Linked DNA regions of Homo sapiens: region 1 is linked to region 2. Evidence: chromatin loops called from intact Hi-C (ENCODE). Cell type or tissue: CD14-positive monocyte. All regions are shown on one strand. Each heading gives the region's core, and the rest is flanking DNA. Links, peaks and the distances in the headings are about the cores only. Region 1 has its middle 160 kb from the start of LINC02815. Region 2 has its middle 110 kb from the start of LINC02815.

Region 1 (16,528 bases), core at 3,243-11,242, 51 kb before region 2:
TATCTAAATGTTGGATGGTAATGGTTGCAAATAGTAGAATGGGAAGTATTTGGCAGCACGGATGAGATGGAGTGATGCCCTCCCATTGGGTGGTAAGGGACTCCTCCGAGGAAGGGAGGAGGACAGGCGGGTCTTGAAAACACGGAGGGCAGAGCATTCTAGGCAGACAAAGAGTACATGCAAAAGTCCTTCAGCAGCACCGTGTTCATGCCCTTGAGGACAGACAGCAGTCCCACAGGCTGGATCAAACGGACTCACGGCAAAAATGAAAGAAGTTAGGTAGGAAGTCAGGGCCTTTAGACTGTGGCGAGGAGCTGAGATTTTATTCAAGAGCCATGGGAAGCCAGCCGAGGATTTTAGGCAGGAAAGCTGCATAACCTGACTCCCATTTGTGAAAGCTTGCTCCTGCTGTTTTTGGAGAACAGACTGCAGGGACGAAAGGGAAAATGAGGAGACTCTTTGGCGGCTGCAGGAGGAGGTGCTGATAGCATGGACGCCACTGTTCTGATGTCCCCAGAGATGGGGAGCTGGTAGGCTTTTCTCTCAGCTCTGGTAGGGGGTGGTGCCATTCACTGAAATGGAAAGATGGAGGAGGTTAGGGTGGGCTGGCGCAGAAAACAAGCGTGGGTTATGGACAGGACAAGCCGGAGGTGCCTGTTAGCACCAAGAAGAGTCAGGAGCTCTAGCAAGAGGACTTTTTAACCAGTCTCAACTGAACACCTGCAGTGTGCCAGGCCCAAGCTGGCCCCATCTGCGGTGACTGCCCATGCCCTCTCATCCTCCTGTCCATGTGCAGCCTGACCCTAGCACCACCCGCTGGCCTGGGATTATCAGGCTGAGCCTGCCGCCATGAAGTCCTCCAGCCTCACCTGACCAGCCCCAGGCAGGATGTGGCGCATTCACGGGTAAACAAGTGAGGGAGGGACACTGGAGCACCCCACAGAGCATCTGGGGCCCTGCAAGGCCATCGCAGGCCCAGCTGTCTCTCTGGAAAAATGCCATGGACACTCTTGATCAGTCAGATGTTGGCAGTGACACTGCTGTCTTGCTTCATTGCATTTGCAAAATAAGCAAAGTTTGTAGTGCTCCCTGTCTTCTACGTGTGAGCGGGTGTGTTTCTCATCAACTCACTGCAGTTACAAAACCAATTAGAGCTGTAAAATGTGGAATGGCCTCTGTGTGAACAGCCTGGGACATCCTCAGAGCTCCAGAGCCCACTGCTTTGATGTCAGAGCTGGGGGTGGGGTGGGGTGGAGTGGAAAGGCCATGGGAAGGGAGCCGGCTCTGAAACACGTGGAGGCCAAGGTGGTAAGGTGGTAGTGATGTGGAGGCCTTGCCGATCAGGGGCCCACACACCGCACCCTGGCAGGGGAGGGCCGGGGGCTTTCTGTGCCTCACCCACAGATAAGAAGGAAGTGGGAGCCAGTGCCAGTCCCTCAGCTTCCTCCTTGCAGGCCTTCTCTGCTTGCCCTTTCTCCACATTTGGCCCAGACATTGAAGCTATGAGCCACATGGCAGGAAGTTCACAACTGCTGTGCTGACAGAAGCCAGAAAGGAGGCTGTTTTCTGGAAGCCTGCCCTGTGCAGGCCTGACAAGAGCTGGGGGAAGTTAGGAGGCCCTTGATGGGACCACGGCCATGCATGACACTGGGACCTCTTGCACTAGGAAGACATCCTGTATCATAAAATTCAAGGAACTCCGGAGCTGGCAAGGACTGTGGCAGTCATAACGTTCAATGTCTTCATTTCCTGGGTCTATGACGAAGACCCAGGAAAGTGAGGTGACTTTTCCAGAAGAGTGACAAAGGCAGAACAAGAACCAATTTCCTGACTCTCTATCCCAGAGCCCTTCACCAGTGACGGTGGGGATGCTCGCAAGCCTCCCAGGCCAGGGCTGCCCAGGCTTACTCAGGTCAAGGCCGTCAGAGGAAAGAATTATCTCTGCACCACCCCTGTCGCAAAGGGACAAGGCTGCTCTCAGATGGAGGCAACCTGCTGGGGACTCCTGCCACCCCAGCCCTGCTGGGCTCACCACACCCACTGGGTGTTGTATACACGCGTGTGTGTGCATGTATGCATGTGCATGCATATGACTGGGATCACTGATTCTGTGGCGTTCCAAGTCTGCGTGGTTTCTTAGAATCCATTATTGATTGAGGGGCCTGAAGAAGATGAAACCCATACGTTGCACCGCAAAGTTTTTTGCACTTCCTTATTCCAGGAGATGAGTTCGCAGATCCTTTCTTTGGCGAAAGGAAAGAAAACCACAATAGATAAAGCAACTTTCTTAGATCACACAGCATATTCACAATGGAGCTGAAACAAGTAAATTAGCTGGACTCACATCTCCAAACCTGAAAAAAACATAGTCACCTCTTTAGACATCAGATGAAGTATAAAGAAAATAGAAATAAAGGCAAAAGTACTACAGCTGTATTTCATGGGGACCCTGACAATTCTCATCAGATACCCGACTCCTGAGGTGTTAGTTCTGAAAAGTGGGCCAAACACTTGGCCCGGAGTTCACCTTTAAGGTTAGTTTAGCAGACTCTGAGAAGCACTAATTAAGACGTGTTAAGCAAATGAAACAAAGTAAAACAAGACAGTTATACAGGCAAATATGTTTAGGAAACCTTTGGTAAGCAGAACTAAATGGATTCTTTACAGCAGGACCTCTCCCACTCTCGAATGCTAACATGCACTGGGACTCTCCAAGAATAAGGTAGAGCAAAGGATAGTTTCTGAATTTATTTGACCATGGAATATTCTTCACCCATATCTCTGGTTGGTCAGAGGTTTTGCCAAAATGACTTTGGAGAGAAAATGTTGTTTTGATATAGTTTTCCAATGCAACCAAATAGGAATGGTCCTGTTTAAGAATGGAAGAGGTGCAGGAGTTACAGAATGGCAGAGTGAGGCCCTCCATAAGCCTACTCTCCCATTAAAATAACAGAAACACTAGGAAATGGTCAAAATAAACTGTTTCAGAACTCTGGAAATTAACCAAAGGCTGGCAACAATCTGAGGGCGTTTATTCAGGAAAAACTGTTGAACCTTGGTAAGAGCAGAAAGGTTTGTGACACTTGAACTTGGCCTATTCCCATCCCATTCTACCCAGCCCCTGTTAGCCATGATAACTAGCAGCCTCACAACCACAGGAATGGTAAAAACCAGCAACTTTGCAGCCACCAGAGGAAATAGACTGGGTTTGAAGCTCCTCAAAATGTCCCATCTGCAAAGCATTGTCATTATTTAGCTGTCCTTCCGACTTCTGGAGAAGTCCCATTTACCAGGCATTGTTGAAATTTGGCCTAACAGAGTTCACTCTGAAGAAAAACTCTATACCCAGGGGATTGGTCAAAAACCATCAGCAGCAATTGTGTATCACTGCAGCTGCCTGAGGCTGCACTGTCAGGTGGGACAATCAAGAGTCTGGCCAAAAATGTAACAGGAATAGCTGGGGAATGATGTTTCCCTGTGGGGCTTTGAAAAGCTCTGACATATTCCCAGGGATCTAAAAGGCTATCTATGCATGTGTGCAGGGTTGTGCACAAGCCCAGAAAAGACCCAAGAAGGTCCCAGTCTCTCAGCTCACCCAATCTCTGGCTAACCATAAGGCTCTGCACAAACAAGAAGTAAAGGTTAAAGCAGGGTTGTAAACTGAGCATTGAAGAGATGCCCCAGCACACCCGGGGCCCCTTGGCAAAGGGTGGAAGATCTACTGGCTCAAAGCATTTAAAGAAATTTCTGGCAAATCATTAGCTGACCAATAAGGTAACTGAACAGAAACGTCAGCAGTGGCACAATATACTGTGATGGCCATTATAAAAAGACGAAAGATAAACTGTTGGTGAGAATGTGGAAAAAAGGGATCCCTCGCACACTGTTGTTGGGAATGTAAATTAGTACAGACATTATGGAAGACCGTATGGAGATTTCTCAAAAAACTAAAAATAGAACTACCATATGATCCAGCAATCCCACTTCTGGGTATACGCCCAAAGGAATTGAAATCAGCATATCAAAGAGTTATGTGCACCCCCATATTCACTGCAGCATTACTCACAATAGCCAAGATATGAAATCAACCTAAGTGTTCATCAACAAATGAATGGACAAAGAAAACGCAGCATACAAACACAATGGAGCATTATTCATCCTTTAAAAAGAAGGAAATTCTTTCATTTGTGGCCACATGGATGAATGTGGAGGACATTATGTTAAGTGAAATAAGCTAGGCGCAGAAGGATAAATACTGCATATTCTCACTTATATGTGGAATCTAAAAACAAAAAGTCGAACTTATAGAAATAGAGAGTAGAATGATGGTTACCAGAAGCTGGCTTCCTGGGGGAGACATTGGTTAAAAGGTAGAAAGTTTCACTTAAATAGGAGAAATAAGTTTTTAGATATATTGCACAGCACGGTGACTATAGTTAATAATAATGTATATTTCAAATTGCTAAGAAAGTAAATTGTAAATGTTCTCATCACAAAAAAATGGTAAGTATGTGAGATGTTAGGTATGTTAATTAGCTTGATTTAATCATTCCGCAATGTCCAAATATATCAAAACTTTACATCATACTCCATAAATATATGTAATTACTACTTATCAATTTAAAAAAATGAAATTAAAAACAATTTCATTTATAGTAGTATCAAAAGGGACACATTTCTTAGAATAAACTTAACCAAAAAATACAAGACTTATACACTGATGACTACAAAACATTGTTGAAATAAATGAAAGGCCTAACTAAATAAATAGAAAGATTTCCCAAGGCCATGGATAGGAAGACAATATTATTGAGATGACAATTCTCTCCAAACTGATCTATAGATCTAACACAATCTTTACCAAAATTCTAACCAGCTCTTTTTCAGAAATTATTAACAAGCTGATCCTAAAATTCATGTGAAAATGCTAGGGACCCAGAATAGCCAAAACAATCTAGGAAAAGAACAAACTTGAAGTTTTCACACTTCCTGATTTTCAAACTTATTATAAAGCTATAGTAATCAGACCATATGGTACTGACATAAGGAAAACATAGATCAATGAAATGTAATCGAGTGTCCAGAAATAAACCCTTTATTTATGGTCAATTGATTTTTCAGAAGGGTGCCAAGACAACTGAATGGGGGAAAAATAGACTCTTGAACAAACAGTGGTGGACACAAATAAACAGTGATGTCCACAAATAAAAAAGTAAAGTTGGACCCTCTACCTCACGCCATACACAGAAATTAACTCAGAATAGTCACAGACATAAAGGTAAGAGCTAACGTCATGAAACCCTTTGGAAAAAAAACAGAATCTGTACGATCTTGATTTAGGCAATGGTTTGTTACATATAGCACCAAAAGCACAAACAACAAAAGAAAAAAATAGATAAATTGAACTCTGTCAAAGTTAAAATTTTTGTGCTGCAAACAATACTATCAAGAAAGAGGAAAAAAATAACCCACAGAATAGAGGGAACTATTAGCAAATTCACGTATAGCAAGGGATTTATATCCAGAGTATATAAAAGAATTCTTACAACTCAATAATAAAAAGACAAGTAATCCAATTAAAAATGGGCAAAGGATTTGAGTAAACATGTCTCCAAAGAAGACATATGAATGACAAATAAGAACTTGAAAAAAATGCTCATCATCATTAATCATCAGGGAAGTGCAAATCAAAACCACAATGAGATGCAACTTCATGCCCAATAGGGTAGCTATAATCAAAAAGACAGAAAATAACAAGTATTGGCAAGGAAGTGGAAAAGTTGGAACTCTCATACATTACTAATGAGAATGTAAAATGGTACAGCCCCTTTGGAAAACACTTTGGCAGATCCTCTAAATGTTAAACATAGACATGACCCAGCGTTCCACTCCCAGGTACATATGCAAAAGAAATGAAAATGTATGTCCACACAAAACTTGTACATGAACATTCATAGCAATATAATTCATAGTAGCCAAAAAGTGAAAACAACTCAAATGTCCATGAACTGATAAATGGATAAACAAAATGTAATATAACCATAAATGGAACATTTCTGTTTCTTGAAAAGAAATGAAGTGCTAATATGGATGAGCCTTAAAAACATTATGCTGAGTGAAAGAGCCAGACATAAAGAAGCACTTTATGTCCATTTATGTGAAAAGTCCAGAATTGGCAAACCTAAAGAGACAGATGTATATTAGAGGTTCCCTAGAGCTGGGGAGGAGGTTAGGAATGGGAATGACTATTCATGGGGTGGGGTTTCTTTTTGGGGTGACGACAACAACCTAAAATTACACTGTGCTAGTGGTTGCACAACTCTGTGAATACACCAACAACCACTGAATAATACACTTTAAATGGGTAGGTTTTATGATTTGTGAATTACATCTTATTAAAGATGTTTTAAAAAGCAATGGAAGAGGTTCAAACTAACCCAGGTTTTTGTTTTACCAGGTGCACACATGCATTCTAGCTTACCATGGGAGAAGAAAACCTATTCTTCTTTGTGAGATACTCTGAAATCATACTATGCTTTGCTGCCAGAGAGCTGACTAGAGAATAGCCCAGGAGCCTACCAGGAGAATCAACACGAAAAAAAACACACATTTTCCGTGGTGTTTCTCAGACTGGCTCTTTGCTTTTTTCTCTTTCAGCAACCTAGCATTCTCTTTTTATTTTTATCTCAAGCACATAATAACTCTATTAATTCTCTCTAAGTATTTCCAAGTGTAAGCCCTGCTGTGCTGCTTTAATGAGTAGATTCATTTATAATTAGCATTCATTTGAAATCAATATTTTTCTTGCATCCTTTAAAATCTAACTAAAATGAACCTTTCAGAAAAACATCTGTATTAACACCCTCCTGACTAGGCAATCTTAACTGTAGTCATTCCTTCATTCTGCACACTGGCAATGCTACTATGAACACCTTATTCAGTATTAATTTATATTTACTCACAGGAACACACCATTTAGGTAAAGGGGACAGTGGTGGTTCTTAACTGTGGCTGTAAAATTTTGATGTTCTTCTTATTGAAAGGCAGGATCTATGGCCCCCTCTTTGAGTGTGGGTGACCTTGCAATAATTTGCCTAACTGACCGTGGTGGAGGGGACACTGTGGGACTTCGAGAGTAAGTCAAAGTCATGTGGCTTCCACCTCGTTTTCTGGAACCTTCACTCTTGGAGCTCCAGGCTGCAAGGCAAAAGTATGACTTCCATGAGGCCATGATCCAGTGGGGAGCCCCAGCCCGTGGAGAAAGCACAAGGCAATGGGCTGGTTAGCAAGCCAAGCTCAGCTCAGCCTTGTGAGTATCAGTCCAAGCGCCAGCCATATGGGGTGTCAGGGGATTCCAACTCCTGGCCATTAGCGTGTTCTCAGCTGAGGCCCAAACACGGTGGATCAGAAACAAGCCAGCTCAGCTCAGCCTTGTCCAAATTCATGAGCCACAAAATTCATGAGGATCATAAAAATGGTTATTGGATTACTAAGTTTGAGAGTGTTTTGCTGTGCCACATTAGATAAGAGAGGGCACTTGGAAAAGGACTTCTCCAGCCCAATATTACCCGGCTGATGCTGCTGACCTTGTTAACAGGCCAGCAACTGCCCTTGAGGAACATGAAGTCCCACTTAAAGGAATTACCTTTGTTAATAGACTTCAGGCCCATTGGACACAGGGAAAGAATCTGGGTTCTTCCCAAAGTTTTTTGTAATTGGATATGGCTTTTAATTTGCAGAGCATTTGTAAATAATCTATAGAAGTCCTCTTGATTTTCCCAACTAGACTTTAAGTGTCTGGGGGCCAAGGAATGTCTTGTTTCCTTTGTTCTCTAACCCTCTGGCAGCAACTGAAGTAGAGCTTGGCATCTCACAGGGACTCGGTGGGTAGCTCGATTACTCCTGGAGCCCCTCAGGGCGGATGTCCTGTGTGACTTTGGATGCTTGATTACTTGGTTTGGCTTCTATGCCCATTGCTTTTAATCTGGGGAAGTGGCATGGGGTAGGGAAAGGGGAATGGAAAGAACTGGAAGTTAGGAGTCGGGAGACCAGGAGTTAAACCAGGCTTCTGGCCCTGACCACTTCTGTGATCTTGTCAGGCATCCACTTCTCAGAGGCTCACTTCAAGTCTAGGAAATGGGATCACAGTTTATCCCGGGGTTGCTCTGAAGTTTGAATGAAGTGCTATAGGTAAAAAGGCTTTTCAAATTAAAATCACTATGCAAATAAAAGTAAAGCATTATTATTATCTGTAGTATGCATTTGCATAAATTCCGTCTTCTCTAGGCCTCCATGAAATGGGGATAATAATAGTTATTACCTCTCGCCAGGATTACTGCAATACCCTCCTAACTGGTCTTCGTATTTCTATTTTTGCACTTTTAAAAGTCATTCTTTGCATAGCAGCTGGGCTATCTTTTTAATAAGCAAATCATGCCACATCCTTCTCCTGTTTAAAAATCCTTCAATGGCTTCAGATTGTGCTTAAAATAAAATTGAAAGTCCATGTCAGAGTCCGCAGGGCCCTGTACCATCTGGCCCCTGCCTACTGTTCCGCCCTCCACCCTGAACGTCCCGAACTCCAGCGGCACTGCCTTCTCTAGGTTTCTGGAACTTAGCAAGAGCTTGACAGCCCCAGGACATTTGCACTCACTATTCATGGCTGGTTTCATCTCCTGGTGCTGGTCTCAGGGTGTACATCAGCCCTTTGAAGAGAGTGTCCTTGACCACTCTTCCCAAAGTAGCCCTCAACTGATTCTTAATCACTTTCTAAAATAATATTGTTCAATGTTTACTTACTTGTTCTCTGTTTCCCACCACTAAAATGTGAGTTCCATGAGAGCAGGGGCCTTGACCCTCCTGTCAAGCGTAGCACCCAGCACACAGCAGGCCTTCAATAAATATTTGTTGATGAATGAATGAGTAAATGATTGAAAATATCAGAGTCCCCTACCCTGCCCACCACCACAGTATAGAAAGTTCACATCTGCTCAGTGCTCCAGGGAGAAAAGCCTGTGGAGAAGAGGATGACAGTGGTGATTGTGTGAGGTATCATTATGTGAACCAGATGTGAGGGCTGCTGGCCCAGAGTCCCCGCTCCCCATGTGCTGGGCCGACCTGCGTTCATTGGCTGAGATTACCCTTATGAGGAAGGGCAGCATCAAGCGCAAGTTCTTCAGTAACCTGTGGCCTTCTCGGGTCCTTGGTCACAATGGCTACTTTTTTTCCCCAAGAGCTCACAAGTGCTGTCACCGAAGCTGACATCACATTCTGGCCAAGGCTCAAGACCAGAACTTCCTGCTCTTAATTCTAGCCCAGTGCATTTTTTTTTTCCTGAGATGGAGTCTCCCTCTGTTGCCCAGGCTGTAGTGCAGTGGTGTGATCTCAGCTCACTGCAAACTCTGCCTCCTGGGTTCAAGCGATTCTCCTGCCTCAGCCTCCCAAGTAGCTGGGATTACAGGCGCACGCCACCATGCCCAGCTAATTTTTGTATTTTTAGTAGAGACGGGGTTTCACCCTGTTGGCCAGGATGGTCTCAGTCTCTTGACCTCGTGATCCAACCACCTCGGCCTCCCAAAGTGCTGGGATTACAGGCATGAGCCACCGCACCCAGCCAGCCCAGTGCATTCTTCAGAGTCATTCCTCTCAAGATTTATCCGTGACATCTTTACAATGAGGACAGAGCTCCTCTCCTCAGATAGGGCTGTGATAGGACAAGCAGAAAATGGGTCAAGAAGGGGAGTAAATGCATGCAGGGGAGTGGGAGACGGCAGGCTTCCTGCTATGCTTGCTGCTTGCAGCTGTCACACCCACACATCATGTCCCAGGCTTGTTAGTAGATAGAGGGAAGACGCTGTAACAAAGGGACCCCAAAACATGTGGCCCAGAGTGTGGGTAACGCTGCAGCAGGTCATCATCCAGAGGCCCGGTTCCCTTTCACGAGCCCTGGGGAACCATCCTCAATCACATGAAGCAGGGGTGAGTGAGGGGCAAGCGTGGTCCTGTTAAGAACATAACTCAGAAGTAGACCACATCACTTCTGCTTGCATCCTTTTTGTGCAACCTTCACCTAAGGGCCATATCTTGTTCAAGGGAGGCTGAAGAACGTCATATCCCTGTGCGTAGCTGTGAGCCCTGTGCTCAGGGGCTTCTGTTATCAAGAGCAAGAGGGTGATGAATATCAAAGGACAATTTATAGTCATTATCTCACTTTCAGACAGTAGCTGAGCAAACTTTGAAGTCCCTGGAACCGTCCCCAAACATGTAGAGGTGACTTTCACAATGGAATCAAGAAGGCGGAGGAAAAGACAAGCATCGCTTTAAGAAAACTGAAAGAGATATCCAAAGTTTTTTGGCAAAACTCCTCCAAAATACTACTACCTAATTTTTTTTCTGTCATGAAAACATCAATTTTCACTACAATCTAGTAGTTACCAGGATCATGACCTTTAACAGATTTATCCTTTTTGGATTGAACTCTTGGATTTTGGATTTTAGTCTAGGGGGAATTTTTTTGAGATGAAAAGTTTGAAAACACTCCATTTGGCAGATTCTAGAGCAGAGAAACAAAAATCTCTCTTATGTAACATATTTTGGGATTTCTTTACATTTGGTTAACTCAGGGGTCACTGCATTATTACGAACACTTGGGGCATAAGGATGGGCATTGGAATTTGTGCTTCATATTACAAACTATTGCTGCTAAGAATTCCCGAGCATAAACCTGGTCAGCCCAGGATACAACTGGGCAGCTTTTCAGACAGTACATCTCGCTTTTCTGTTTACCATATGGGAGAGCAACATGAAATGCCTGGAACATGTATCTGTAAGGCATGCTAATTGCAGCATTGCTGCCGGCCCACGGGCTAGGATGGAAACAGCAGTCTGCTTGCCCTTGGGTTGTTGTTATTGTTCTTGTTTTTGTTTTCGTTTTTGCTGTTCTTTTCGGGGCCTCAGTTTCTGACTCTATGCAATGAGATTAGTCATAACTTATGGGCATCTTGTAAAAATCATCTACTTTTGTGACCTGGCAGATCTTGTTTTTTTCTCTTCCATGGTATGAGAGGGTCACACTGCACCAGAGTTTACCAGACTGTATTTTGGGGATCCCCAGAGTTCTGTGAAGGTTCTGTTATAGTAGGTAGCTAGTCAGGCATGAGCAGGACAGGAGGGGGCTCCCCAGCCAGCCCTGACACACCCACCAGAAATGTCAGGTGACCATCAGGTGACAGGCAGCTGGCTGTTAACGATCGCTCTAAAATAGTAATTGGTCGCAGCCAGCGCCAGGCAAGGGCAGTCTCCCAATAGATAGAAAATACCTGAAACTGGTGATCAGCAGCTTCCAGATAAGATCTCAGGAGTTGGGTGAGTGGACCCAACACGCGCACTAAAAGGCAAATGGCGGCGTTTAACTGGTATATGACCTTCTTCTAGGAACGCTGGACTGGTAAGGGACAGACGCCTCAAGTGGGCATGTGCATGACTCCAGTAAACGCACTGCACACAAGACCCCTCCCAGGTGCTGGCAGGCCACTGCACATGCAGACAGCCAACCCCAAGGGAAGAATCAGGGGAGATGTACCACACGACCCCAGAAACATGCCAACGTATAAAACCCCAAATCAAAGGCCAAACCCTGCACTGGACCTCTCAAGTCGCCTGCTTGGCCCTCTTCCAAGTGTACTTACTTCCTTTCATTCCTGCCCTAAAGCTTTTTAATAAACTTTCACTCCTGCTCTAAAACCTTGCCTCATGGGCGGGTGCATTGGCTCACCCCTGTAATCCCAGCACTTTGGGTGGCCGAGGCAGGTGGATCACCTGAGGTCAGGAGTTCGAGACCAGCCTGGCCACCAATATGGTGAAACCCCATCTCTACTGAAAATAAAAATTTAGCTGGGCGCGGTGGCATGCACCTGCAGTCCCAGCTACTCAGGAGGCTGAGGCAGGAGAATCGCTTGAACCCAGGAAGCGGAGGTTGCAGCGAGCTGAGATCATGCCACTACACTCCAGCCTTGATGACAGAGTGAGACTCCGTCTCAAAACAAACAAACAAACAAAACACCTTGCCTCAGTTTTCCCTTACACCTTATGACTTATGCCCCTCAGTTGAATTCTTTCTTCTGAGGAGGCAAGAATCGAGGTTGCTGCAGACTGCACAGATACGGATTTGCTGCAGTAACAGTACCTCAGATCTCTCTGGCTGGTTGGGCTAAGAAAGGACGCCAGGCTTACCTTGTACAGCTCACTTTGAAGCTCTGCTGTATTTGTTTGATAATCCGAGATGTATGATTACACTGGAAAAATAAAGGGCTTGATTCTTTAAAAACATCAGCAGGCTACCATGCTAGAATAATCTTTAAAATCATTTCTAGTTCCAAAACTGTGAGAGTCAGAGAGGTCAGAGAAGTGAGCCTAGAAGATAATGTCTGTTGACAGCTGCCAGGTGTTCAAGGTGGAGCCGGGAGGTAGCAAGGTGTGGAGGAAGGATGTGGGTGATGTGTACATAGGAAGGCATCTGCAAGCAGCTGGTGGTGAATAAACCCTATAGGGAGGCCCTCTAGGCTCATGTGGAAGGAAATGGATCTTGGAGTTAGGAGACAGAAGTTAAGAGCCAAGCTGCTCTTCCATGAGTCAAGTGATCTCCAATGAACTGCTTACCCTCTGAGTCTTGATTTCTTCATCTATGAAAGTCAGGAGGTGGGGGTGGGGGTATTAGACAAGTCCATAATACCCTATGCATATTTCTAAAGTTCCCCAAACCAAAAAAGTATTTATCCACTTAGTACTAACTGTTTTGGTGGCAAAATTTCATATGAACAAACAGGAGGTTATATATATTCTATATGTATCCCTGTCTAAGTCTGTTTTGTGCTGCTGACCTGAGGCTGGGTAATTTATAAAGAAAAGAGGTTTCTTTGGCTCACAGTTCCACAGGCTATACAAGAAGCATGGCGCTGACATCTGCTTTTGGTGAGGACCTCAGGAAGCTCCCAATCATGGCAGAAAGTGAAGGGGGAGCAGGCATGTCACATGGCAAGAAAGAGGGAGCAAGAGGGCGGGGAGAAGGTGTCAGACTCCTTCAAACAACCAGCTCTCAGCTCTCACGTGAACTCATAGAATAAAAATCACTCATTATCTTGGGGAAGGGCATCAAGCCATTCATGAGGGATCAGCCCCCCATGACCAAACACCTCCCACTAGGCCCCACCTCCAACACTGGGGATCAAATTTCACATGAGGCTTGGGGAGGACAAATATCCAAACTATATAAATCCCTCAGTGCAATTACATATCTATATCTAGACATCTATCTCTACACACACGCATCCTGTTTCATTTCAGAAGTGTTCGTGTGTTTAATTATGGGTGCTATGTCAGACTCACTCAGTGTTCAATAATTTGTGGTATATGCATGCTTGATCTTTCTGAAATCTGAGGAATCCTGAAGTCCAAACACATTTGTTCCCAGTAGTTTTAGATAAGGGGCAGGAGTCCTGTAATACTTCTTGACCTGCCCTTCAGGCCTGTGGTGCAGACTGCACAAGCCACTAGCCATGGCACACATGGTAAGCTGTGAAGCCCCGGGTATAAAGGACAACATTCCCCAGGGCCACTGCATTAGTCTGCTAGGGCTGCCATATCAGAGCCGCTTAGACTGGGTGGCTTACACAACAGACATGTATTTTCTTGTGATTCTGCAAAGCTGGAAGTCCAAGATCAAGGTGTTACCAGGGTAGCTTCTCCTTGGCTTGCAGTTGGTCATTTTCTCCCTGTGTCCTCACACAATTTCCCTGTTTGTGTTTGTGTCCAGTCTCCTCTTCTTATAAGGACACCAGTCAGATTGGATTAGCCCATCCCTGTTTTAACTCAATTACCTCTTCAAGATCCTGTTTCCAAATACAGTCACATTCTGAGGTCCTGAGGATTAAGAATTCAAGATGAATTTGGGGGGACACAATTCAGTCCATGAAGTCAACATTTAGGCCATTCCAGCCGCCAGGTCTCCTGGCTTAGTGTTTAAACCTGTGACTTTCTACGCTTTACACATAACAGCATACCTAAATTCAGGCAAAAGCTGGGTGGTGATGGAGACATGCCTTTCCTGCCTGCAAACTGTGGCTGTATGATTCCCCTGCGGGCGAGCCTCTGGGAGTTTAGAGTGTCTCATTAGAAGAGCCACACTGAGAGAAGTCCTAATAAATAATTAGAAGTACATCTGCTAACTCTGTGGAACTTCGGCCCAGGCCCCGCACCAGGCCAGTGTGAAAGGGAGGTTAATCAGCCGGCACCCCGGCGGGGTTTCCCTTTGTCCATCACACCTCGGGACAGGGGGAGGGGAGGGAGGAAGGAGGTGCCTCAGGTCCTGGTGCCCCCGAGGCCTGGTGAGGCCACTCGCTCTGCCCTGTAACTTCAATGAAGGGCACAGCTGGGAAGAGGATGACCAAATGGAAGACACTGTCTTTCCTGGCAGACCATCCGTCTCTGTTTATTGTCCTGTGTTTTCTGATGGGGCCACACTGGGGTTTGGCCAGCAGTGGCAGGCCCCCTGTGTGTCTGTAATAAGACAAGCAGTGGAGTCTGTCGGTCAACAAATATTTATTGACCTCCTGAGGTCACAGAGCCCGGGGCCTGACTCTGAGGAGACACTCTGGCTACAGCCATTGTTCACCAGGCAAACACCCAGGCAGCGGAAGGCCCAGATGTCCTCCTCAGCCTCGAGCAAGGGCTGCAGGCCAACACCACGTCAGATGGCAGCTCCTTTCATGGGCTTTCCTAGGGCTCTGGAGATGGTCCAACCAGAAACCATTACTAAGGGGTTACTTTACCGAGTATCTTGGTGTCTGGCTCAGGGTTGGGCTCACAGAGCTAATGCAGAAATGAACCCACCTTCGTTGGCCAATAACAGATGCTCTTCCCGCCTCTAACAAAGCCCTCACAGCCTTCATGCCTGCAGATTTTTCACAAGCTGTACCCTTTCTCAGGGGCATTTTGCTTTCTAACAGCATCAAAACACCACACTGAAGGGACTAGACCAGAGCTGTGAGTGGACTCCCGGGCATGAGCACAAGGAATATTTTTTCTAGTCAGGGTTTTACAGGCCCCAAAACAATATTATGTAAGCATGCATAGCTGGCTCTTGTTCTGTTACACTCACTTATGTATTTTCTTCTGCTGAAAGTGTGGACTTATGTGTGTGGCATTAAGGAAAGAGAGAGCATCAGTCACCCTGAGATAATCATGCGTCCTTGGGGGCTTCCAGTATGGCTGAGAGAGATAAGGAAGGCTGGGGTAAAACAGCGCTTCTCTGCTTTTTACCTCTGCTTCTCCATGAGATAGAGGGTAATGGCGTTTTGTTCCTTCCACAAGTGACGCACTTTCAAGATGGAAGAAGATACACTGTGAATAGACATCGGGACACCCTTGGCTGTTCTGTGCTTCCCCGGCCCACCTGGGGAAGCCAGAGGTCTCTGTCCCTTGGCTGCTCATGTAAAGAGGTCCCTTGGCCTGGCTTGGGGCAGAGATTCTCTGCAGAAGTGGGCAGAACACAGACGTGAGGGGTACGCGTAGGAGGATTCGTTCACACACCTGTTACTGCTCGATTCAGCTGCTTTTGTCCATCGCATCAAGACCCTGTAGGAGCAAGTTCTAAAGACTTGAAAGCTAACACCAGTGTCTTTTCTTTCTTTCTTTCTTTTTTGAGACAAGGTCTCACTCTGTTGCTCAGGCTGGAGTGCAGTGGTGTGATCACGGCTCACTGTAGCCTCAACTTCCTGGGCTCAAACAATCCTCCCGCCTCAGCCTCCCAAGTAGCTGAGTGAAAACACACCACCAACCCTGGCTGATTTTTTATGCTTTTCTAGAGACGGGGTTTTGCCATGTTGCCCAGGCTGGCCTCCCATAGTGCTGGGATTGCAGGTGTGAGCCACCACGCCCTTCTTGCCAGTGTTTTCTCAAATTCCTTACATCTGTTTTGGCTTCAGAGTCCCTTCAGACCTTCTGCCAGGGAGTGTAAAGTGCCCCCTAACCCTCCTTTGCACTGGCCATGGGTCCTGCTGTACTTTCAGAATGCTGCCCAAGCATAGTGCCTGCGCCTCAGGGACCTGCAGGATGTGCATGTGTGAGTGTGTACGGCCTGTGTGCCAGTGTGTTTGGTGTGTGTGTGTGATGTGTGAGAGGATGTGTGGTGTGAAGGGTGTGATGGTGTGAGTGTGAGAGTGTGTGTGAGTGTGTACATGAGGCTAACAATGACTGCACACTTCCTCTGTATCTGACACATCCCTAGGGTTTTCGCACACATGACTTCATTTTGTCCTTACACAAGCCTGTCAAGCATGCATTATTCTCATGTCATAGAGAAGGAAACCGAGAATTACAGGGACTTCTAACTTACCCAAGATCACACAGCTGTTAAATAGGCAATAGTACCTGGCTTTGTCTGTCCAATTCCTAAGCCAAGATTCTTTCCCCAGTGTGTGTCCTCCTACCAGCGAACTCAGCTAACAATGTGTGGAAATGTGTGTCCCATTTC
Region 2 (16,528 bases), core at 5,802-13,801:
GAATTATTATATACATGTCTTTTAAACTGTCTGGGAGATAAGTGAAGGACTGACTCACTAATCTGTGTTACCTAACTCAGAACACAGCTGGAAAAATAAGTGGACACTGTTAATAAAAGCTGCAAGATCACTATAGGCTCATGGCCTGGGCAAGAGATTTTGAGTGGAGCCATAGAGTAGACCATCTAAGGCCCAGATGAGAAGCTGGAGTAAGACTCTTTGGGAAATTAGGACACTCAAAAGCAGCTGTTACGAGAGAATTTAGAAAGCCATGTGCATGCCCAGGCAAGACACAGGCTCACAAAGTCTGAAGAAAGCCTTAGGCTTTACCTGAAGCTGATCCCTAGGGTCTGAATAAGCCTCGCTAGTCTTGAAAGAGTGCTCTAGTACAGAGGCTATCTGAAAAGACTGCAAGAGCCCTTAGGATTGAAGGAAATCTCTGTCAAAGCATTAGCTGAACACAAACTAAAGGAATACAGACTTCAGTGATTACATGTGACAAGGAATAGTCTTGGGAAAACAGTCTGAAAAACTCTCAGACATTGATGCCACAGGCTTCAACAATTTTTACAAAAAAAAAAACACAAACAAACAAACAAAAAACAGTGACCTCTGGGGAAGGAAAAGATTCTGATTTTCAGAGTTACCACATTGTAACAGTGAGATGTTCAATGTTTACAAAAAACACAAGGTATACAAAGAAACAGGAAAACATGGTTCACGCAAGTAAAAAATGAAAAAAAAAAAGATATTGACAGAAACCAACCCTGTGGAAACCCAGACATCAGACTTACTACACAAAAACCTTAAAACAGCTGTTTTAAAGATGCTCAAATAACTAAAGGAAAACACAGGCAAACCACTAAAGGAAATCAGAAAAATGATAGATGAGCAAAATGTCAATATTACCAGAGACCAAAATTTTAAGAAATACCAAACAAATTTTGGAACTGTAAGTACAATAACTGAAATGAAAATTTCACTACATGTATTTAACAGCAGATTCAATTTCAACAGGCACAAGAAAGATATATGAACTTGAAGACAAGACAATTGAAATTATCTTGTCTGAAGAATGGAAAGAAAAAAGAATGAAGAAAAGTGAACAGAGCCTAAGAGATTTGTGGGACACCATTAAGAGACTCGTGGGAATCTAAGAGACTTGTGGGACAAACACAAATTAGGGAAGTTCCAGAAGGAGAAGAGAGAAAGGAAGGGAAAGAAAGAAAATTGAAAAAAATAATGGCTAAAAACTCCCCAAATTTGATGCCAGACATGAATGCACAAATTCATGAAACTTGATGAACTCTAAGTAGGATAAACTCAAAGAGAACCATACAAAGACACATTATAATCAACTGCCAAAAGACAAAGAAAGAATATTGAAAGTAGCAAGAGAGAAGCAAGTCATAACATACAAAGAATGCTCCGTAAGATTATCAGCAGAATTATCATTAGAAACTTTGGATCTCAGGAAGCAATGAACAGATAGCGTAAAGTGTTGAAAGGAAAGTGACCTGTCAAATGAGAATTTTATATGCATAAAAATTGTCTTCCAAAAATGAGAAATTAAGACATTCCCAGATAAACAAAAACTGGGGGAGTTCATTACCTATCCTATGGGAAATGCTAAAGGGAGCCCTTGAAGTTGTAATTAAAGAAAACTATACAGTAACTCAAAGCCATATGAAGAAATAAAGATCTCTGTAAATGTAAATACATGGGCAAGTATAAAGCCAGTATTTCTAAAATTTTGAACTTATTTTCTACTGGGATTAAAAAAAGAAGGGATAAAATAATTATAAATCTATGTTATTGAGCACACAATGTTTAAAGATGTCATGTATGATTTGTGACATTAATGACATGAAGGGGAGGATGAAGCTATGTAGGAGTAGTTTTTGTGTGTGATTGAAGTTAAGTTGGTGGTAATTAAATCTAATTGTTATAACTTTAGGAGGTTATATATGGTAACCACATATGGTAACCACAAAGAAAATATCTATAGAATATACACAAAAGTAAATGGGAAGGGAATAAAAATGTATCACTACAAAAAATCAACTAAATACAAAAGAAGGTAGTAATGAAAGAAATGAGATAAATGATAATGAAATACAACATATCAAAACTTACGGGATGCATAACTTCAAAGTATATATGTTTACAGTAACCAAACCAGCATGGTACTGGCACAAAAATAGACACATAGACCAACAGAACAGAATAGAGAACACAGAAATAAAGCTACACAACTACAAACAACTGATCTTAAAAAAAATCAACCAAAGTAAGCAATGGGGAAAAGTCGCTGTTAAATAAATGGTGTTGGGAGAACTGGCTAACCATATGCAGAAGAATTAAATTGAACACCTATTTATCACCATACACAAAAAACAACTCAATATGGATTAAAGACTTAAATGTAAGACCTTGAACTATATAAATCCTGGAAGAAAACCTAGGAAATACACTTCTGGACATTGTCCTAGGCAAAGAGTTTATGACTAAGTCCTCAAAAGCAATTTCAACAAAAACAAAAATTGACAAGTGAGATCTCATTAAACTAAAGAGTCTGCACAGCAAAAGAAACCATCAACAAAGTAAACAGACAACCTATAGAATGGAAGAAAATATTTGCAAACAATGCATCTGACAACGGACTCATATCCAGAATCTGTAAGGAACTTAAACATATCAACAAGCAAAATACAAATAACCCTATTAAAAAGAGGGCAAATGACACGAACAGACACTTTTCAAAAGAAGACGTATGAGTGACCAACAAACATATGAAAAAATACTCAACATTACTAGTCATCAGAGAAATGCAAATCAAAACCGCAATGAGACACCATCTCACATCAGTCAGAATGGCTATTATTAAAACTTCAAAAAATGACAGATGTTGGTGAAGCTGCAGAGAAAAGGGACTGCAAATACACTGTTGGTAGGAATGCAAATTAGTTCAGCCACTGTAGGAAGCAGTTTGGAGATTTCCCAAATAACTAAAAATATAACTACCATTTGACACAGCAATCCTATTACTGGGTATATACCCAAAGGAAAATAGGTCATTCTACCAAAAAGACCCCCGCACTCATACATTCATCACAGCACTATTCACAATAGCAAAGACAGAATCAACCTAGGTGCCCATCAATCATGGATTTGATAAAGAAAATGCAGCATATGTACACTATGGAGTACTATGCAGCCATTAAAAATAATAAAATCATATCCTTTGCAGCAACATGGATGCAGCTGGAGGCCATTATCCTAAGTGAATTAATGCGGAAACAGAAAACCAAATGTCTCATGTTCTCACTTAGGTGGAAAATAAACCTTGAGTACACGTGGACATAAAGATGGAAAAAACAAACACTAGGGACTCCAAAAGGAGAGGAGGAGAGAGGCGGCAAGGGCTGAAAAGCTTCCTATTGGATGCTGTGTTTATTATCTGGATAACAGGATCAATAGAAGCCCAAACCTCAGCACCACACAAATATCCTGTAACAAACCTGCACACGTATCCCCTGAATCTAAAATTTAAAAAATTATAATTAAAAATCCCTTATGGGATTCGGTAAAAGTGATGCTAGGAAAAAACGTGTAGATTTCAATGCTTACATTAAAAAAGAAGAAAAATCTCAAATTCACAAACTAACTTTATGCCTTAGGAAACTATGAAAAGAAGAATAAACTAAAACCAAAGCTGTCAAAAGGAACATAATTAATAAATAATAAAGATTAGAGCAGAAATTTTTTAAAAAGAGAGTAGAAAAATAGAGAAAATTAACAAAATTAAATGTTGATTATTCAAAAAAAACAACATTGAGAAAACTTTAGCTACATTATCTAAGGAAAAAAGAGAGAAGATTCGAATAACTAAAGTCAGAAATAAAAGTGGGGACATTACCATCAATTTTACAGAAATAAAAATGATTAAAAGAGAATACGATGAATAATTATACACCAACAAACTGGATAAAGTAGTAAATTTAAAAATTCCTATAAAACATAAAATCTATCACAATTGACTCAGGGAGACATAGAAAATCTGATCAGATGTATAACTAGGAAGGAGATTGAATCGCTTATCAAAAACCTCCAAGAAAGAAAAGCCCAGGAATGCGCCCACCGTGTCCATGGGGACAGGCTGAGGCGGCCGGGCTCCGAGGCACCAGGGCTCCAGGACGGCGAAGATGTCAGCTTCCTTAGTCTGGGCAACTAAAAAAACTAAAAAACTAGAAAAACTAGGAAAACTAAAAAAACTAGAAAGAGGAAACTGCAGCCCAACGGGGCTGCCTTCACCCTGACACCCTCAGCAGTAAACAAGATAAAACAACTTCTTAAAGATAAGCCTGAGCATGTAGGTGTAAACGCTGGTGTCTGAATCAGGGGCTGTAATGGCCTTTCTTATACTGTAGAATATACAAAGACAAAAGGAGATTCTGATGAAGAAGTTATTCAAGATGGAGTCAGAGTATTCATCGAAAAGAAAGCCCAGCTAACACTTTTAGGAACAGAAATGGACTATGTTGAAGACAAATTATCCAGTGAGTTTTTGTTCAATAACCCAAACATCAAAGGAACTTGTGGCTGTCGAGAAACCTTTAATATTTGAAATCTCAGGACTCTTCTGGCCATAGGCTCCAGGAAAGCTCGTGGAAGCCTTGGGGCTCACTGAAGAAATCACGTGACTGTCACATGCTTAATGTGCGGCTGCCTTATAAGGAAAATAAAGTGATGCATTTTGAAAATGAAACAAACAAAAAAAAGAAAAACCTAGAAGCAGATGGCTTTACTGGTGAATTCTACTCATTTTTAAAGAAGAATTAATACCAATGCTTCTCAAATTCTTCCCAAAAGTTGAAGAGAAAACACTTCCTAACATTCAATAAAGCCAGCATTACTTTTGATACCAAAGCCAGAAAACAAAATTACAAGAAAACTACAGACCAATATTCCTTATGAATATTGACACAAAAGTGCCTAACAAAGTACTAGCAAACCAAATTTGGCAACATATTAAAAAAAATACGCTATGACCAATGGGGTTTATTCTTGGAATGTAAGAATTGTTCAACATATGACACTAAATCAATGTAATATGCCACATTAATAGCATGAAGAGAAAAAAAACCCCACATGGTCATCTGAATTGATGAAGAAAAACCATTTGACAAAATTCAATACCCATTTATGATTTTTTTAAAATGCCCAAAAAATAAGGAGTAGGAAGAAATTTTCCCAACATAGTAGAGTCCATATATGAAAGTGCACCACCAGTATCATAATCTATGGTGAAAGACTGAAAGCTTTTAGCCTAAGATCAGGAACAAAACACGGGTTCCCATTTTTGGCCGTATGTTCAACACAGTACTGGAAGTTCTAACTGAAGCAATTAGGCAAGAAAAAGAAGGAAGAAAGGAAAGCAGTAATAAAACCACTTCTGTTCACAGTTGACATGATTTTATATGCAGAAGATCATACACACACAAAACCTGTTACAGCTATTAATAACAAGCAAATACAGCAAAGTTTAGGATACAAAATCAGCATGCAAAACTTGGTAACATTTCTATACACTAACAAAGAGCAATTCAAAAAAGAAAATGATTGCATTTACAATAACATCAAAAAATATAAAATAGTCAGGAATAAATTTAACCAAGGAAGCAAAAGACTTGTACACAGAAAATAACAGAACATTGCTACAAGAAATTAAAGAAGACTAAATAAATGGAAAAACATCCTTTGTTCATAGATGATAAGTCTTGACATTATTAAGATGACAATACTAACCAAAGCAATCTCCATTCGTTGCAATTCCTATCAAAATCCTAATAGTGATTTTTGCGAAAATGGAAAAACTCATCCTAAAGTTCATATAAAATCTCAAGGGGCCCCACATAGCCAAAACTATCGAGAAAAAGAAAGAAAATTTGAACTCTCACATTTCCTGATTTCAAAGTATACTACAAAGCTACCACAAAAGCAAAACAATGCAGCACTGGCATAAGGATACATAAATATGTTAATGGAACAGAATATAGAGCCCAGAAATAAATCCTTGCATATTTGGTTGATTGACTTTCAACAAGGGTTTGCAGAGCATTCGCTGGGAAAAGGACAGTGTTTTCAACAAATGGTGTTGGAAAAATTGGATATCCACATGTAAAAGAATCAAGTTGAACCCTTACCTTACACCATTTACAAAAATTAACTCAAACTTGATCAAAGACCTAAAGGTAAGAGCTAAGACTATAAAACTCTTAGGAAACATCAGGGAAAAGCTTTATGGCTTGGATTTGGCAATGATTTCTGAAAAGTACAGGCAACAAAAAGAGAAAATAGATAAATAGAATTTCATCAAAATTAAAAACTTTTGTGCACGCCTGTAATCCCAGCACTTTGGGAGGCCAAGACAGGTGGACTGCTTGAGCCCAGGAGTTGGAGACCAGCCTCGGCAACATTGTGAGACCTCATCTCTACAAAAACAAACAAACAAACAACAACAACAAAAAACCTTTTTTGCCTCAAAGGGTACTGTCAGGAGAGTAAAAAGGCAAACCACAGAATGGGATAAAATATTTGTAAATCTTGTATCGATAAAGAATTAATATCCGGAGGCTGGATGAAGTAGCTCACGCTTGTAATCCCAACACTTTGGGAAGCCGAGGCAGGCAGATCACCTGAGGTCAGGAGTTCGGGGCCAGTCTGGCCAACATGGTGAAACCCCATCTCCACTAAAAATACAAAAATTACCCAGGCATGGTGGCACATGCCTGTAATCCCAGCTACTCGGGAGGCTGAGGCAGGAGAATCGCTTAAACCAGGAGATGGAGGTTGCAGTGAGCCATGATCATGCCACTGCACTCCAGCCTGGGAGACAGAGCAAGACTCCATCTCAAAAAAAAAAAAAAAAAAAAAGGAATTAATATCCAGAATATATTAACTCCTGTATTTCAACAACAAAAACCAAACAACTGGATTGAAAAATGGGTGAACAAGACAAACTGTGGTCCCAGCTACTCAGGAGGATGAGGTGGGAGGATCACTTGAGCCCAGGAGTTCAAGTCCAGCAAGGACAACATAAAAAGACCCCACCTCTTTAAAAAAAAAATTAACTCATTATTTTTAAAATGGGCAAAAGACTGGAGTAGACATTTCTCTGAAGAATATATACAGATGTCCAGCAAGAACATAAAAAGGTGCTGAACATCACTAATCATTAGGGAAATGCATATCAAAACCACAATGAGATACCACGTCACACTTTTTAGGATGACATTCAAAAAAAAAAAAAACCACACAAAATAACAAGTGACAAGTGTTGGTGAGGATGTGGAGAAATTGGAATCTTAGTGGGAATGTAAAACCCTGTTAAATGTAACCCCTGTTCAAAACAGTTTGGTGGCTCCTCAAAAATTTGAACATAGAATTATCACACAGTTCACAATTCTTCTCCTAGGTATATGCCCAAAAGAATTGAAAGCAGGGACTGGAAGAGATATTTGTACATTCATGTTCATAGCAGCCTCGTTTATAATAGTCAAAAGGTGAAAGCAACCCAAGTCCATCAACAGATCAATAGATAAACAAAAATTATGGTGGATGCATACGATGGAACATTATTCAGCCTCCAAAAGGAAAGAAATTCTAACACATGCCACAACATAGATGAACTTTGAGAACATTATGCTAATTGAAATGAGCCAGTCACAAAGGACAAAGACTATATGATTCCATTTATATGAGGTACCTGGAGGAGTCAAATGCAGATAGAAAGTTGAAAGGGGGTTAAGAGGAGGCAGAATGGGGAGTTAGTGTTCAATGGGTACAGAAAGCTGCCTCAGGCTTACTTCACCAGATCATAAAATTTTTAACTTAATTCTACTTGAGTCACCCTCTTCCCACTTGGACGTCCCTGTTCGCAGGGCTGTTCACAGCTGTGGGTCATCGGACCAGGCAGGAGCCTCGTGGTCTGCATGTGTCACGGTGAAGCCCTCCTTCATCCTGCCCACAGGGCCCCTCATAGAGATTTTTCTCTTTCTGTTGCTGCTTGCTTTCCTCTTTCATCTTCCTCATGGAGAACATCTTTCTGGTGTGTGAGAAAAGCCCGCCTCTCTCTCCCTGTTTCTAGTAGAGATGTCTTGTTTACATCCACAAATCCTCTCCCTTTCTGGGGCTTAGGCTTTTGGGAAGTAGGGTTGGGAAGACTTTAAGCCCATCTCTTCTTCCTTCCTCACAGGGGCTACCCTAATGGCGAAGGGCTCTGAGCTCACTCCCTGCTGGAGTCAGGGGAAGTATGGGGGAAAGAAACTTCACGCAAGTCAGAGTCGGAAAATGTTACCAAGCCACAACCAGCCCATTTCACAGAGGAGTGGAGCACAGCCTACCTAGGGAAATGGCGTGCTCAAGGTTGTCAGCTGGCAGGTGTCACCATGCAAGGTTGTTGGTCTCCTGATGCCTAAGCAGGGATCTTTCCACAGCAGCTCCCAGCCTGGGGCTGAGGACAGCCAGCCTGGGACCCACCCTGGTTCCCGTTCCCCCAGCTGGGAGCTTGGGAAAGTGCAGCAACCCCTCTTCCTTCCACGCCCTGCGTCGGCCACCGTCTTACAGCTGTGTGAGCCCTCCCCAGCTAATTTGACACAGCTGCCCCACCGTACCTCCTGGAGCTGGCTGGACATCTGCTTCAGCAACACGAGATTTCTCACTGACTTTACAGAGTGAAAGTCTCTCCAGCTGGGAGTCCCGGGTGTGAAGCTGATCAGCAAGTGACGAATGGGAGCTGAGTCCTGCCTCTGGCTGTGGAGGCTCCTGTTTCGACTTCTCGTTATGGCCAGGATCAGAAGAGTGGGTCCTGGCCAGGCACACTATTCCATGGTTTCATTTCATCTTCCCTCTACAGACAGGCCCCCCTCCCCCCCAAAAAAACCCCTTCCCCCATCATCAGATCCCCCTAGCACACCACACACCACATCTCACATGTGCCCTGCCAACTTCTCCTGTGTTTTATACGTAGCCTGGCACCCATTCCACTGACTTTCCTCTTGCTCATGTTGGGCCTGAGCCTTCTGGGAAGTGGCCTGTCCTTGTTTTCTGGGGCTCTCCAGGGTGGGTTTCTCATGTGCTGGAGTTCAGATGTTACCGCAGCCTGTCCTGGTTCATCTTCCACTTTCCTAGCTTCCCTGCCCCTCGTGACCTGAGCTGGACGCTCCTGTTCCTATAGCAGCCTTGTCAGGGCATCAATTACATCCTCTGGACACATGTTCTAAAATATATTAGTAGAAAATTTGAGGTGTAGTAAGGCAGATGAGGAGACAGCTGCCATTGAACTGAGAGTTTATTGCTCACAGTTCCAAGAGGAGGGAGCATGCCATGACACCCGGGTCCACACGGCAGGCACCAGCATTGGTCAGGAGGCAGAGGGAGCACAGGAAAACAAGGGCAAGAGCATTTAGCAGCTTTCTGCGGGAAGTACCAGAGAAGCTGGGCAGGCAGACTTAGGATTGGCTGGCTTGAATCATTTCAGTATGTGCCAGGTCATAGAGGCTGTCCCTAGTTGTCTGGTACCTGGCCCTAGGTGTTGGATGAGGGCAGGTGGGTGGTAGCCCTGAGTATGATAGCCCAGATAGAGGAGGGGGTAGGGAGTGGGCTTTGAATTGGTTGGTTTGCATGTGAAAGGTGCACTCAGGGGCAAGTCCCTCTAGGGTAAGCAAGGCCCCATTTGTTAAAGCATCAGAAAACAAAAGACATGGTTACTACAGCACAGAAGCCACTTCTGTAGGGTGACACTATTGCCAACGGCTGTGCCAGCTCCGTTAGGTGCCCTGGTCCTTCCTCTTGAACAGGGGCTCTGGAGCCGGGACTGCCTCCTGCACTCTTTCCTGCTTTCAGTTGGAGATGCACTAGCTCTTGGACCATTCCTACCCAGCTCTTCCAAGTGAAAGATGACACTCCTCCCTCCAGGCCCCAGTCACTGGCCACCACAGCTCTCTTCCTTCAGGGAGTTACCTCCCAGGGTGCTCCTCTGCCCGAGGTCACCAGACCCTCTAGGACACAGGTGATCAGCACTGGGTAATTCATAGGCTTACACCAGGGCCACCGCAGCCCAAGGAGTTCATGCTGCATAATATGCAATTTGGGAGTGTGCGTTTAAAATGTAAATTCATACCGTAAACATTTCCCATGTTACTAAGAACCCATAAAAATATTGTACTTATTTGCATAATCGTCCACTGTGAGCATATCCTCATTCCCTGCTGCTGGCCATTGGAGGGGTAAGAGGCTGAGGGACCATCAAGGGGTCCTAGTTCCTGCCTCCCCTCCCTGATGCTACACACACACAGCGACAAGAGCAGAAATGAACGAGGAGGTGCCTGGCAACCATAAAGTCTGATCCTACGAGCACATCTCAGCACATCTCCCTTCCCAAGGATGGCCCTCAGCCAAGAAAGCACGTCCTGGAGTTCGGCAGAATGGGCAAGAGCACAAAGCTATCTTTTGTGACTAGTTTTCTTCCTTGGAAATGACGTTGAGTTCTCTGAATCAATCTCCCAGTGTCCCTTAGCAAGTATTATTACTCCCATGAAAAATAGGTATTTTGTTATTTTTTTGTGTCCTTTCATGTGCTGGGCACTCTGCTAGGCATGCACTAGCTGCATCCTGTTGAAGGGAGTCTATGTTTTACAGGTAGGTAAACTGAGGTACCAGAAATAAAACCAGCTTAGTGGGAGTCAAGCAGAACATCCACCAAGACCCATAACCTCATTGTCCTTGGTTCACTCAACGGTGAGGAGACTGCTGCTCTTGGAGGGTCTTGACCTATAGGCAAGGCCACCTGGAATTAATTTGATTGTGAGGAGGATTTGACAGAGCTGGAAAAGCTCATTGAATATTTGACTGAACAAGACATGCAAACTTTTGCTTGTTAAATCCTGCAAATAATTTCTAATGTACATCAGATTCATATTGTGGGAGGTTAATGTGGAAAGGGGAATGCAGAAAGAAGGAAGAGAGATTCAGAGCCAGAAAAGGATCTGAGTGAGACAGAGTGAAGAGTGGAGACAGCAGGAGAGCGTGGGCAGAGGCAGCCTTGAAAAGGAAGGCCCACCGGGTCCGGTGGCTCACTTCTGCAATTCCAGCACTTTGAGAGGCTGAGGTGGGAGATCACTTGAGCCTAGGAGTTTGAGACCAGGTTAAGCAACACAGGGATACCTCACCTCTACAAAAAATGCAAAAATTAGCCAGTCTTGGTGGCACACACCGGAAGTCTCAGCTACTTGGGAGGCTAAGGTGGGAGAATCATTTGGGTCCAAGGGGTTGAGGCTGCAGTGAGCCATGGTTGTTCTAGTGCACTCCGGCCTGGGTGACACAATGAGACCCTGTCTTAAAAAAAAAAAAAGAAAAAGAAAAAGAAAAGGAAGGCCCTGTTCTGAGCCCCTCGCTGCTACTTGCTTTGTTGGCTTTGGGAACGTCTTTCTCAGCTCTATGAGATGCTAAGTGGACAATTAATAATTATTCAATTGTATTCATCAGCACATGGAATATTCTCCAATATAGACCATATGATAAGCCACAAAACAAGTCTCAATAAATTTAAGAAAATCGAAATTATTTCAAGTACTCTCTCAGACCACCGTGGAATAAAATTGGAAATCAACTCCAAAAGGAAAACCCTCAAAACAATCCAAATACAAGAAAATTAAACAAGCTGTTCCTGAATGATCATTGAGTCAACAATGAAATCAAGAAGGAAATTTAAAAACTCTTTGAACTGAGCAATAACAGTGACACAATCTATCAAAACCTCTGGGATACAGCAAAAGCAGTGCTAAGAGGAAAGCTCATAGCATTAAATGCCTACATCCAAAAGTCTGAAAGAACACAATAGACAATCTAAGCTCACACCTGAAGGAACTAGAGAAACAAGAATAAGCCAAACCCAAACCCAGCAGAAGAAAAAAAATAATAAAGATCGGTGCATAACTACATGAAATTGAAACAAAAAAATTCAAAAGATAAATGAAACAAAAAGCTGGTTCTTTGAAAAGTTAAACAAAATTGGCAGACCAACAGTAAGATTAACCAAGAAAAGAAGAGAGAAGATCCAAATAAGCTCCATTAGAAATGAAATGGGAGATATTACAACGGATAACACAGAAATACAAAAGATCATTCAAGGCCACTATGAATACCTTTATGCACACAAACTAAAAAATCTAAAGGAGATGGATAAATCCTGGAAATATATAACTCTCCTAGATTAAACCACGAAGAAACAGAAACTCTTAACAGACCAATAACAAGCAGTGAGATTGAAATGGTAATTAAAAAAAAAAAACTGCCAACAAAAAAAAGCCCAGGACCACGTGGATTCACCACTGAATTCTATTAGACATGCAAAGAAGAATTGATACCAATCCTGTTGACACTGTTCCAAAAGATAGAGAAAGAGGGAATCCTCCCTAAATCATTCTATGAAGCCAGTATCACCCTAATACCAAAACCAGGAAAGCACACAACAAAAAAGAAAACTACGGACCAATATTCCTGATGAACATAGACGCAAAAATCCTCAACAAAATACTAGCTAACCAAAAAAGCCATCTATGACAAACCCACAGCCAACATTATACTAAATGGGACAAAGTTGAAAGGATTCTCCCTGAGAACTGGAACAAGACAAGGATGCTCACTTCCACTACGTCTATTCAACATAATCCTGGAAGTCCTAGCCAGAGCAATCAGACAAGAGAAAGAAATAAAGGGTATCCAAACTGGTAAAGAGAAAATCAAACTGTCGCTGTTCGCTGATATGATTGTATACCTAGGAAACCCTAACGACTCAGCCAAATAGCTCCTAGAACTGACAAATGCATTCATTAAAGTTTCAGGATACAAAACTAATGTACATAAATCAGTAGTACTGCTATACATCAACAGTGACTAAGCTGAGAATCAAATTAAGAACTCAACTCCTTTTACAATAGCTGCAAAAAAATAAAATAAAATATTTAGGAATATCCCTAAGCAAAGAGGTAAAAGACCTCTATGAGGAAAACTACAAAATACTACTGAAGGAAATCATAAATGACACAAACAAATGGAAACACATCTCACACTCATGGATGGGTAAAATCAATATGGTGCAAATGACCTTATTGCCAAAAGCAATCTACAAGTTCAGTGCAACTCTCATCAAAATACCATCATTGTTCTTCACAGAACTAGAAAAAAAAATCCTAAAATTCATGTGAAACCAAAAAAAGAGTCCATATAGCCCAAACAAGACTAAGCAAAAAGAACAAATCTGGAGGCATCACATTACCTGACTTCAAACTATACTACAAGACTTTAGTCACCAAAACAGCATGGTACTGGCATTAAAATAGGCACATAGACCAATGAAACAGAACAGAGAACCCAGAAATAAAGCCAAATACTTACAAGTAGCTGATCTTTCACAAAGCGAACAAAAATGTAAAGTGGGGAAAGGACATCCTGTTCAACAAATGGTGCTGGGATAATTGGCAAGCCACATATAGGAGAATAAGGTGAGATCCTCGTCTCTCACCTTACACAAAAATCAACTCAAGATGGATCAAAGACTCAAATCTAAGAACTGAAACCAAAAATATTCTAGAAGATAACATCAGAAAACCCGTTCTAGACTTTGGCTTAGGCAAAGATTTCATGACCAAGAACCCCAAAGGAAATGCAACAAAAACAAAGATAAATAGGTGGGACTTAATTAAACTAAAAAGAGTCTGCACAGCAAAAGAAATAACCAGCAGATTAAATAGACAACCCACAGAGTGGAAGAAAATCTTTGCAAACTATGTATCCAACAAAGAACGAATATCCAGAATCTACAAGAAATTCAAACAAACCGGCAAGAAAAAAAAAATCCCATCAAAATGGGCTAAGTACATGAATGGACAATTCTCAAAAGAAGATATACAAATGGCCGACAAACACATGAAAAAAGGTTCAACATCAATAATTATCAGGGAAATGTAAATCAAAACCACAGTGTGATACCACCTTACTCCTTCAAGAATGGCCACAATTTAAAAATAAAAAATAATAGATGTTGGCATGAATGTGGTGAAAAGGGAACATTTTTACCCTGCTGATGGGAATGTAAACTGGTACAACCACTGTGGAAAACAGTGTGCAGATTCCTTAAAGAACTAAAAGTAGGTCCACCATTTGATCCAGCAATCCTACTACTGGGTTTACCCAGAGGAAAAGAAGTCATTATATGAAAAAACACTTGAACATGCATGTTTATAGCAGCACAATTCACAATTGCAAAAATATGGAACCAGCCCAAGTGCCCATCAATCAACAAGTGAATAAAGAAAATGTGTATGTATATATATCGATATATATATATATATACACACCATAGAATACTACTCAACCATAAAAAGGAATGAAATAATGGCATTTGCAGCAACCTGGATGGAACTGGAGACCATTATTCTAAGTGAAGTAACTCAGGAATGGAAAATCAACTATCATATGTTCTTACTTATAAGTGGGAGCTAGGCTATGAGGATGCAAAGACATAAGAATGATACAATGGACTTTGGGGACTTGGTGGGGGAAGGGTGGGAGGGGGGTGAGGGATAAAAGACTACCCATTGGGTACAGTGTACACTGCTCAGGTGATGGGTGCACCGAAGTTGCGGAAATCACCACTAAATAATCTATCCATGTAACCAAACACCATCTGTTCCTCAAAAACCTACTGAAATAAAAATAAAAAATATTCAGAATTCTTCCAGTGCTCTCTGTTATTCGGGAAGTCAAAGGCTGTCAAAGTCAACTCAAAGGGGATGGCCTCAGCTGATGCCAGGGAAGAAGCTGACTTTTGGACAGGGGCTGACAGAGCAAGCCAAGGCCAGCTCTGAAGTACAAGCTGGATCAAGTTCTTCAGCCTTGGAGGGTGTCAGAATCACCTTGAACCTTCTGAAAACTCAGATGCTTGGGTCTCCTACAGACCTGTTGAATCAAAAATTCTGGTGTCAAGGTCCAGACAGCTGCAGTTTTGTGAATTTCACCAGGGGATTATCCCCAGACACCTAGAGACTGGCCATAGGGCTGGAGACTCACTACATTTTCCCCCCAAAAAATCTTCTCTCCCACATTGCTTCTTCTTAGTCATTGAAGTTCACTCCATGTCATATAACCAGTGTGCTTTTTCTGAACAAATTTTCTCTTCAACAGAAGTACTCATCCAGCCCACGGTCTTCCCCTCTGAGAAAGACCCTCAAGGGACCAGCTCTTTGTCATTCAGGGCTATCAGATCTCTCTCCTGCCTTCCTCCAAGTTCAAGGCCAATTCCTTTTTCAATGACTTTCTTGTCTCAGCTCAGCATATTCTTTCACCATGTTATTAGTAATTTTATAGCTAATTTTATAGCAGGTCTTGAGATCAAACCTGATTGGGTCCTTTCATCTATTACCCTGACTCCCGCTCCTGGACCCTGAGTCTCCTGCACATTCTGCATCTCCACTACCCTTATGGAAGAAGTCATATTGGAATCAATTGTCTAAAAACCAGCAGAGTGTGTAACCATCACTTAGGGTGATTTGAGGGCTTGAAAAGCCTACCACTGATGTTGAGTTCAGGCTCTAAGAAGCCCTACACAAATATAAATGTAGAAACTTAACAATACATGGAGTTTGACTAGTTTTCTCCAGGTGCAAGAGCCTACTCACATGAGCATCTCAATGATCCAGGGTATTATGATGGAGAAGATGGGAACGTGAAGTCAGACATATGGATCTGATGCCTGCCTCAGCCCTTTATGAATTGTGTGGACCTGGGCAGGCCATTCAACCCCTCCCAGCTTCCATTTCCACATTTTTGAAATGCTACAAAAACAATGTCTAAATCAAATACTATTCTTACGACTAAATCCTTTGATCTCTATAAACATAATCAGTTGCTACCTTGGCTGAGAGGGCACCTCTCACAGTGGATGGTCAGGGAGGATATTATTTCAGACCAAGTCAGTGGTGATCCCTTAGGGCAATAGAATTGGAAGGACAGTTACCCTCTGACCCATGACCATGAGGAGTTGGGATTCAGAGAAGGGAGCTGGGAGGTCAGTCGTGTCCTTATAGAAACAGAGACCACCAGTAGATCCCACAGGGTTCCGGGCCCAGTGAGGTAGCAGAGGAAGGTTGATACAGAGAGGAAGGAAAAGAGTGAAATTGCATCCAGGTCAAATTTCACCTTTCTCACAATGTGGTCTGGGGGAGGCTAGCATCTGTGATAACAGAAAAACTTTTCCAAATGCTGATGGCTTCTGGCTGGACATCAAACTTGACAAGGGCATGGATAGATGGTATTTTTATCATTTGTCATCTTGCTGCTCACTACTAGCAAATCATGTGGCACATAGTGGATTCATTGAGTAAATGAACGAATAAATAAATAGATCAATAAGAAAAGATCTCACCAAGGTTACTTTCCTTTTCTCTTTCCTCCCCAAATTAAACAA

The links. A loop is a pair of places that touch in the nucleus more often than their neighbours do. Peaks named below come from ENCODE experiments on the same cell type or tissue, not always from the same donor. Only the 100,000 strongest peaks of a DNase experiment are listed, where the experiment ranks them.
Region 1: it touches region 2 in a loop (6-fold over the local background); 2 of 110 quality-filtered maps call a loop at or near these places.

The regions. Positions count from the first base shown.
Region 1 is chr1:228,989,166-229,005,693 of GRCh38, forward strand. No RefSeq gene overlaps it. Among named protein-coding and RNA genes, the nearest start is that of LINC02815, 160 kb to the right of the region's middle. RefSeq lists an enhancer at 394-1,144 and a silencer at 8,517-8,811. In CD14-positive monocyte, for the core only: no CTCF peak of the experiment used is centred there; DNase peaks (open chromatin) are centred at 5,686 and 6,256; H3K4me3 peaks cover 1,002 bases; H3K27ac peaks cover 3,156 bases.
Region 2 is chr1:229,037,966-229,054,493 of GRCh38, forward strand. It overlaps the pseudogene ISCA1P2. Among named protein-coding and RNA genes, the nearest start is that of LINC02815, 110 kb to the right of the region's middle. In CD14-positive monocyte, for the core only: no CTCF peak of the experiment used is centred there; no DNase peak of the experiment used is centred there.